3 separate regions of the Homo sapiens genome follow, and regions 2 and 3 are each linked to region 1. A link is a contact called in ENCODE Hi-C data. All regions are on one chromosome and are shown on one strand. Each heading gives the region's core, a stretch centred on a gene start or an enhancer-like site at or near the end of the contact. The rest is flanking DNA. Distances are from core to core; before and after follow the strand shown.

Region 1 (2,727 bases), core at 64-2,563:
TAGTGGTGAAAGCAGGTAATGACAATACAAGGTGATTAGAACCATAATATCAAGGAGCTTTGGATATGATATTTGATGGTATTAAGGCATTATTAATTTTGTGATGTGTGATAATAGCATGGTGATTATGTTAAAACAACCCTTATTGATTAAAGACTCAATTCATTTTCTATTGCCACCATAACAAATTACCACAAAACTGACGACTTAGAACAGCACAAATTTATTCTCCTAAAGTTCTGAAAGTCGGAAGTTTGAAAGAAGTCTCATAGGTCTAAAATAAAGACATCCACATGGCTGGTCCTTCTAGAGGCTCCAGGTGTGAATCCATCCTTGGCCACTTCCAGCTCCTGGAAGCTGTGGCCAAGATTCCTTGACTGGTGACCACATCATTCCAGTCTATTTCCATTGCAAGTGTCACATTGCAGGTCTCTGATTTTGGTCTGCCTGCCCCTTCTTCTAAGGATCCTTGCGATTACATGGGTCTCTCCTAAATCACATCTAGGATGATCCCCCATCTTAAAGTCTTTAATCACATCTGCTGATGGGTTATATAAGGTCTCCTCTTCACAGGTACTTTATCTTAGATGGGGGGTGTTGGGAGGACACTTTTTTTTTTTTTTTGAGACGGAGTCTCATTTTGTCGCCAGGCTGGAGTGCAGTGGTGCAATCTCGGCTCACTGCAAACTCTGCCTCCCGGGTTCAAGCGATTCTCCTGTCTCTCAGCCTCCCGAGTAGCTGGGACTACAGGTGTGCGCCACCACGCCCGGCTAATTTTTGTATTTTTAGTAGAGACGGGGTTTCACCACGTTGGCCAGGATGGTCTCGATCTCTTGACCTCGTGATCCTCCCGCCTCGGCCTCCCAAAGTGCTGGGATTACAAGCGTGAGCCACTACGCCCAGCTGGGAGGACACTTTTTGAACAGGAAAGCAGAAATGCTTATCAGATGTAATGGTTTTCGAAGTTATTGCCTTAGAGTTTCTCTAGAACAATCCATATTTTATAGGACACAATTGTAGCCCAGAGGAAAATCTCACTTTGTAGCAACGTATCTTGGCTTCTAAGAAAAAAAAAAAGGCCCACAAGGGTTTATTTTAAAATATGGTGAGGGAAATCTTGCTTTTGAAGAACCAGGCCTATAGCTAGTGGACCTGGCATTTTCCCAGGGTTTCTGGACTCTCACAAGCTCACAGTTCATAAGTTCTCTGAGGAAGGATTTCCACCTCGCCATAGGCCCAGCCGTCTCCCCTTCCCTCTAGCTGAGGACCGGAGTGTCCGCAGGGCGGCGCCCAGCGCCGGGGTTTGGTTCCTTTTACCTCCCGGTGCCTCTGTTCCTTAGCTTCCAGCCTTTCTTCTCCCTGGCTTGCTTGGCTTTCTCAGGTGAGGGTACATATTTCTTTTGTCATTTTGCACAGAAAATGTAAACGTTTCCTACTCTAAAAAGATCACCTTTAAAATTTGCTTATAACAACAATAAGATATTCCCACAATTTTTTTTCTCTAAATGCTATTACTGCAATATAAAAACAAAAAAGGAACAAGTTCCTGAAGGATTTCATTTTCACGGATGCAACTGTAATTATTCATGTGACCAGAAGATGGCAGTACAGCATTAATAACAGTGGCGCATCCCTTAGAACAAAATGGCTTATTCAATTTTTTGGAGCTTGGTAGACCTAGCTACTAAACAAATATTAACGGATCTGCTACTAAGTGCAAGGGTCTTCTGGGTTGCATTAGTTAATAAAAGAGACAAAAGCTGCTCTAATGGAGGGTGCTAAACTAAACTTGCAAGCACAATTAAGAAGAGAGAATTGTCCCAGTCTTGTCTTTTAAAATTTCATCTCACTGCTCCTCATTCATTGAAAGTCACATTTCTGAGAGAAAATATTATAGCAAAAGGAAGGAAGGAAAACAAAATACAACAAAATTCTCTTATAAATGAAGATACTTTAAAAAGGCAAAGTGACTTGCCCAAACACACTGGTAATGATTAGCTCCAAGTCTGTTGACCAATATTTTCTCTATCCGTGGTACCACACTGATTCTCGAAATCACAAATTCAGGGATTAAGAATGCCAGTCCTTGCCCCATCACTGACCCCTTTGTGGGATCTTAAGCAAATTATTTAATTACTTTTATGTAAAAAGTAAGGCATTGGACTAGGTAAGTTCAAGCATTTTTACCAAGGGAATGTTTTTTCCTTTTTTTCTTTTTAAGACTCTTATTCAGAAGTTCAAAACCTAAAATAATAAAGGAAAATGCTAGAGTTGAAAGAGACGTTTTCCTCTTGAGTTTCCTCCTTTCTCCCCTAGAATCTTAGGTTTCCTCAGAGCACAGTTTGTAAACTATCAGACTGGGTGATCTTGTAAACACCTTTCAGCTCTGAATATTCATTATCCCTCAAGTTCATTGAATTAATTGTGAGATAGCAATACCCTCAAAAGTGATTACTGTTTGGTAAAAAACAAAAGCAACAACAACCAAAAAAAAACTAAATCCTGAAGATGATGACAAACTGGAATAGTCAATTGTTAAGAACAAAGAGAAACTGACTTTTAAAGCATTTTCAATATTTTTCAACACGATGCCTCTGAATAATGACATTATCTTCATGCTTTACAGGGCCCTTAAACACACTCAGCCAGGTTTCCGCTGTGAACATCCTCTGGCACATGCTCTCAGAAATGAGAAGGTTGCCTGTGGAGAACGCTGTGGCTCCCCTG
Region 2 (2,727 bases), core at 91-2,590, 1.5 Mb after region 1:
AAACCACGGGCTCTTCCTCATCACTCATTGTTGGCATAACATTAGTTGCTTATCACACCTGTTTAAACTTCCAGAGGATAAGAAATAATTTGTATACACCTAAGTCAATTTGTTTGTAAGATTACTCTGCAGAAGGGCTGATATAAACAGAATGTGCATGAAGCTAGTCTAGTCTAGTTGCACTGATGTGGTGGCACAAAGCTGATAGCTCAGGAACCAGCCCAGGCCACGTTCAGATTTGTAGGCACCATCCTCTAGTAAGTTCTACTAATCTCTTCCTTTTTTGTTTATGGACCTTTCTTCATTCCCTGGCCCTACCCTGGAGGGCCCATCCAGCTACCTGCTGGTAGGCCACCTCCAGGAGATGGGCCTACTGCCTCCTCAAACCCAACTTGTCTCAAACCCAAATCATTATCATCCTTCTGACTCAGCCAGAGTCACCAAAAACCAGGTTCTTCTTTTTCTACCAATTGGCCATCATTGGAGGAACCTGAAGTGTCTGAGCCTGCATCATGAACAATACTCCACTTACTAGGGTGGCTTTCCACCCAAGCTGAGAAACTGTGTTCCAAAAATTTACACTTGGAGATGTCTCCTCCTAGCTTCACTCTCAGGACCTGGACCAACCCCCCACATTTCATCCCTGGACTCTGACAGCAGGTTTCAAATCGGCCTCTACCTGCCACTACCTGCCAGGGTAAAGCCCTGGATCACTACCACCCTGTGCTATTCTAGAGAGAGATTTTCAGGTGGGCAAATGCTCACCTTTCAAGTGCCAATACTTAAAAAAATTAAGAGTACTGTATGCTTAGGTGAAGTACACTTGAGTAGCTTTTGTCCACAGGCCAGCATTTGCTGAACTTTGCCAGTAAGCAGGGCACTTCATGGTAAACTGACCAATTGCAGTGAGTCTTTAAAGCCCTCCCTGCTCCTTGCAGTCATTTATTGCCATGTCTCTAGAGTTGCTCTTTATTGTTAAAAGTTAATTTTTACTTACCTTTTTGGTTACTTTCAGATCAGAAAGTATGAGTCTAACTAGATGAAACTTTATTGTAATAACAGTTTAAACATGTTTAAATATAGCATTATGTAGCACACGGACATAACCAAACACATATTCCTTTTCTAACCAGCAAAAATTCCAGGAAACTTGTAGAGTTCCTCATCTTCTGTTGTAGATGTTTTCAGTGTCTGGACAGAGTTCGCGGTACCAAGCAAATACCCCTCACCATCCTGCCTCACCCACTTGGAAACGTGAAAGCTGACTCGGGCACTTTTGGTCAGCGCTAATCCAAACCAGGGGACACACAGGAGTCCTCGGCCAGCACCTTGGCACCACACCTTCTTTGTGACGGCTGTGATTCTAGCAGCACACACAACCTCTGCAATTATGTGTGACTTTAACTAATTACCTGTCCCGGCTCTGCCCAAACCCCTTTCCCCCAACCCCTGGTTCCCTTCCAGTATTCTAGTTCATGCCTGAGGCCCTATCTTGAGGAATCCTCAACAGCCCTGGTCACAAACAAAATAACTCCTTCTAGGAATTCTATTCCGCCTGCCGAGTTTGCTCTGCTAGGTATCATGATCTGTTCTACTTCTCACCCAGCCTAAGTTTGGCCATAATACCGGCCCAGCTATAAAACACACTCATTCACTTAGAATTGCTCTGTGTTCTTTCTAGGTTTATTAAAAAAGACTAACACACACAGAGTATGAAGTTTGAAAATGCATCTTTTTCTCATTCCCTTTATAGCTGAACTCAAAATAGCACTCGTCCCACTCGCCCCTTCAGAGAAGGAGCTGCTTTGTTGGGGAAGGTTTTACATTTCTCTCACCTACTTAACACCCTGCATATACACTTTTCTCAACTTATCTCAGTAAGTTGATTCTCCCCAATTCTTGCTTTATGAGATGACTGGCATGTCCAACAGAACTTTCTGCAATGATGGAAATGTTACAGATGTGATGGCTACTGAGCACTCAAAATGTGCCTCTGAGAAACTGAAACTTTTACTTTATTTAACTTTAATTTAAATTGCCACATAGTGCCAGTGGCTGCTGTCCTGGACGGCACAGGCAGACTCTTGGTATTCCCATCAAAGGAGAGGAAGGCAAGGCTGTGCTTTCCTTGGACACAACTGTGCTACTGATTGAGCCTCAGGTGTTTACCCTGAAGCTATAAATCCAGGCACTTGTTCTGTGAATCCAGTGGAAAGATTCCCCAGTTCAAATTCCAACTTACCCATGTTATCTGTGTCGAGTTTCAGTTTCCTCATTTGTGATAGTTACCTGATGTATGTAAACAGGCTGCTGGGACAATCGACTGAGACAAAATGGATCTGAAAGCACACTGTAACCTAAATAAACACCCTACAAATAGGCAGTATTTATGAAACACTGGAATTAAAAGTACTATAGAACCATGTGTCAATGTACAGCTCATGTTCTAACCATTTAGCTATGGATGTAATGGGAAAGAGACACATTCTCTCCCTATGGATACTACACCATATCAATTATACTGGAAAGAAGTGGCAGTGTGGACAACACACGTGTAGAAAGGACACAAGAGGTGGCAAGTAAAACGCCTGCATTCTTTCTCAGCAGATGTAAACCTTGACTCATTGCTTACCAAACACACTAGGAGTACAAAGAAAAAAATAAAGCTTATTCAATTGAAAAACTTGCCCTTTGGCACTGAATGAGGTTTTCCAGATCTCTTTCCAG
Region 3 (2,727 bases), core at 112-2,611, 1.1 Mb after region 1:
TATAGTCGCTATGCATCTTTTCACATAATTATAATCACATACGCAATTTTACCCTTTCTAAATTCACCATGATATTATAAACACTTATTTTCTGTTGTTACATATTTTCCTTTACCTTGATTTTTTTAAAAAAATCCATAATATCCAGGCCTTCTTCCTTGGAAAACAAAACCACTGAGTAGTGACACTCAAGAGTTAAGGGAACAGAATCCCAGACCTGGTTTTGCCACCAACTAGAGATACCACCAAAGGATTGTCCCCTGAGTTCCCTGAGTTTTCTCCTCCATGAAATGGGTACCATAATTCTTACTTCACAGGACTGTTACAGAGATGAGATGAATTAAGGTTATAGGGCCCTTGTAAACTCTAAATTAATATTCAAAAATAAGGTGTTAATGTCTATCTTTAGAGGCAGTAAGCAAAGCTGTAGAAACTAGGTAGTTAGTTCTCTCTGCTGATCAAGGCTATGGTACTCAAACCTTGAATCTAGAGCCCAACACTTAAGGAGGGAGAACCTGTGTGTTCAGGCTGTGCTCCAGCTGCTGGCTCAGGGTAGGGGGTCTTCCTCCCACATATAAGCAAGAGGAATCACTAAAGCAGAGTTCAAATATTCAATCCAGAAAGCAATCAGTAATGGAAGAACTGTAACTCTGGTTTCTTTATAAATGGAGCTGAGAATCCCAGGTATTTCTGATAATTTAATGAAGGTTTATGAAATTTTCTTAGTCTTCCCATGCCTTTGTATTTTGATTTTTAGAATGAATGTACTTCAAGCTTAGCACGTCCCTTATACACTGTAGGAGTATGATAGATCTATGTTGACCTGAATGAAGGTATGAGCAGAGGGGAATTATCCACGCAAGTATGGTATTATTTACTTTCCTCTTATTATTGAGCTGGTGATTCCAGTATTTCCACGGAATAGTAGATCAACAGGCACATTTCGGATTTGACTAATCAGAGCTGCAGATGTGGTCTGACAGTTCCTCTCATCCACTCAGTTCTGCTCTCTTGGTTGCTTTCTCGATTCCTATTCCCAGATATATTTCTCCCTGGAGACTGTTTTCTTCTGGACTAGTCTCTTAATCTTCCCAACCCATATTTGGAGAGATGTTTCGTGCTCACCCGTGACCATGAGAAAGTGTTGCACTTTCTGGCCTCCCTTGCAGTTAGGCAGGGCTATGTGATTGGTTCCAGCCAGTGTGGGCTGTGAGGGAAAGAGGTGTGTTACTTGTGGGCTGAGACAGTGAGAAGCTCGTGCATAATTCTCCAGGCTTTCTTTCTTCACCTCATCAACTGAGGAGACCACAAGTTCAGGAATCATAGCCACAGGATGGTGGAGCCGCCATTGGCCTCAACTCTGAGTCACCATGGCAACAGTCTCCTTGGAGAATCATGTGGCCCACAATGGACTTTATGTAATTGAGAAATCCATTTTTGTGATGTCAAGCCAATGATATCTGGGGATTATTTGTGACAGTGGCACAATTGTGTTTATTCTGACTACACATTCCATCTCTAAAATGGCCTCAGTCTGTTCTCTGATTTTAAACCTTTCTTGTATGTGGGGAGTACATCCTGAAAATTTTGATGTATTTATATTATTTAGATTATATTGCCATATTTTCCAAACTGTGGCCTACATACCACTGGTGGTATGTAGGATATTTTTATGTGGAATATAGATAGACATACCTGTTTTTTAAATATTTACATGTATAATTCTTTTCCACTTATGGCAAGTGATGTGTCTTTCCCATTCTTAGTGGTTGCATAAATGCTTCTTTTACAATAACATTGGAGAAAATGAAGTGACTTAAGGAGAAATATCCAGCAGATAAAAGTATAATTGATGTGCAGATATGGCAAAAGTCTGAGAAATGCTATTCAAATGACTGAAGATTTGGGAAGTGCTGCGTGTGATAAGTTATATGGTGGAATGTCTTAAAGAAATCTCCACCAGACCAGGAGATTTTCATTTTTGACAACCAGTTCACAGAATTCGATTCAGTAGATGTTTTTGAATGAGTAAACATTACTATAAAAAATGTTTAAATCTAGGAACCTAAATAATAAAAGTCCCAGTCCAATCCTTTGAGGTCAATTTCATTGTTTTTCTCCTTATTCTCTGCTCTTAAGAGATTCTGTTTCCCTTAAGTGTGTTAGGCTCAAATCAGATTTAACCAAAGATCAGCATTCGTGGCATCATAACATTTAAGAATTTAAAATGTGTGCATGACATTTTTAGAAATAATGATTTGCTTTGCTGATATTAAAAAACGAGGTTGCTGTTGGTCTGAGTCACAGGTGAAGCCCCATTTGTTTTTCCATTCAGCCACCCGCTGGCCCTAATCACAAATGTCTTTGTACTCACAGTCATCTTATGCAGGGTTTGTACTTCGGCTTCTCTCACTGTGCTGGAGATTAAAATGTGAGATGAGGAGTAACACACTTGCCAGTGACATGGAAGTAAATATTATTGTTTTTGGGGGGTGACATCGACTGCATTTCAAATACAGCCATGAAAATGTTCTATCAATAGCTTTCTATCGATTGGCAGTTTTGTGCCTTTTCAGTTCAGCTCCCAGAGCTGGTCCTGATGAGGTGACTGGCAACTCACCCCAGGTGTGGCAGGCCCCTCCCCACTCTCCTGGGGCTCTCCCTCTCCCCGCTTGCTCTCCTTCCCTAATCCCCACACCTTTTTATGAAGATCAGTCCTTTGCACAG

The links. A loop is a pair of places that touch in the nucleus more often than their neighbours do. Pooled maps may share reads with other maps.
Region 2: a map with no recorded cell type shows a loop between it and region 1 (4-fold over the local background). The contact joins two enhancer-like sites. A Hi-C loop is called at or near these places in 1 of 168 maps with a recorded cell type or tissue (CD8-positive, alpha-beta T cell), 4 of 37 single-sample maps with no recorded cell type and 8 of 50 pooled maps.
Region 3: a loop to region 1 is called in a map of natural killer cell, with 6 times the contacts of the local background. The contact joins the promoter of PHACTR2-AS1 here to the enhancer-like site in region 1. A Hi-C loop is called at or near these places in 6 of 168 maps with a recorded cell type or tissue (CD8-positive, alpha-beta T cell, GM12878, naive thymus-derived CD4-positive, alpha-beta T cell and 1 more), 15 of 37 single-sample maps with no recorded cell type and 13 of 50 pooled maps.

The regions. Positions count from the first base shown.
Region 1 is chr6:142,473,323-142,476,049 of GRCh38, forward strand. No RefSeq gene overlaps it. Among named protein-coding and RNA genes, the nearest start is that of ADGRG6, 170 kb to the left of the region's middle. Within about 2 kb of position 1,314, at least 3 of the 41 ENCODE cell types and tissues checked have a DNase peak (open chromatin) inside an H3K27ac peak, as active enhancers do.
Region 2 is chr6:143,948,867-143,951,593 of GRCh38, forward strand. The region is part of intron 6 of PLAGL1 (PLAG1 like zinc finger 1); the gene reads right to left. Among named protein-coding and RNA genes, the nearest start is that of HYMAI, 58 kb to the right of the region's middle. Within about 2 kb of position 1,341, at least 2 of the 41 ENCODE cell types and tissues checked have a DNase peak (open chromatin) inside an H3K27ac peak, as active enhancers do.
Region 3 is chr6:143,567,978-143,570,704 of GRCh38, forward strand. It overlaps PHACTR2-AS1 (PHACTR2 antisense RNA 1), which reads right to left and starts at 1,362. Exons shown (of 3, transcript NR_027113.2): 1 at 883-1,362. It also overlaps a transcript of PHACTR2 not described here.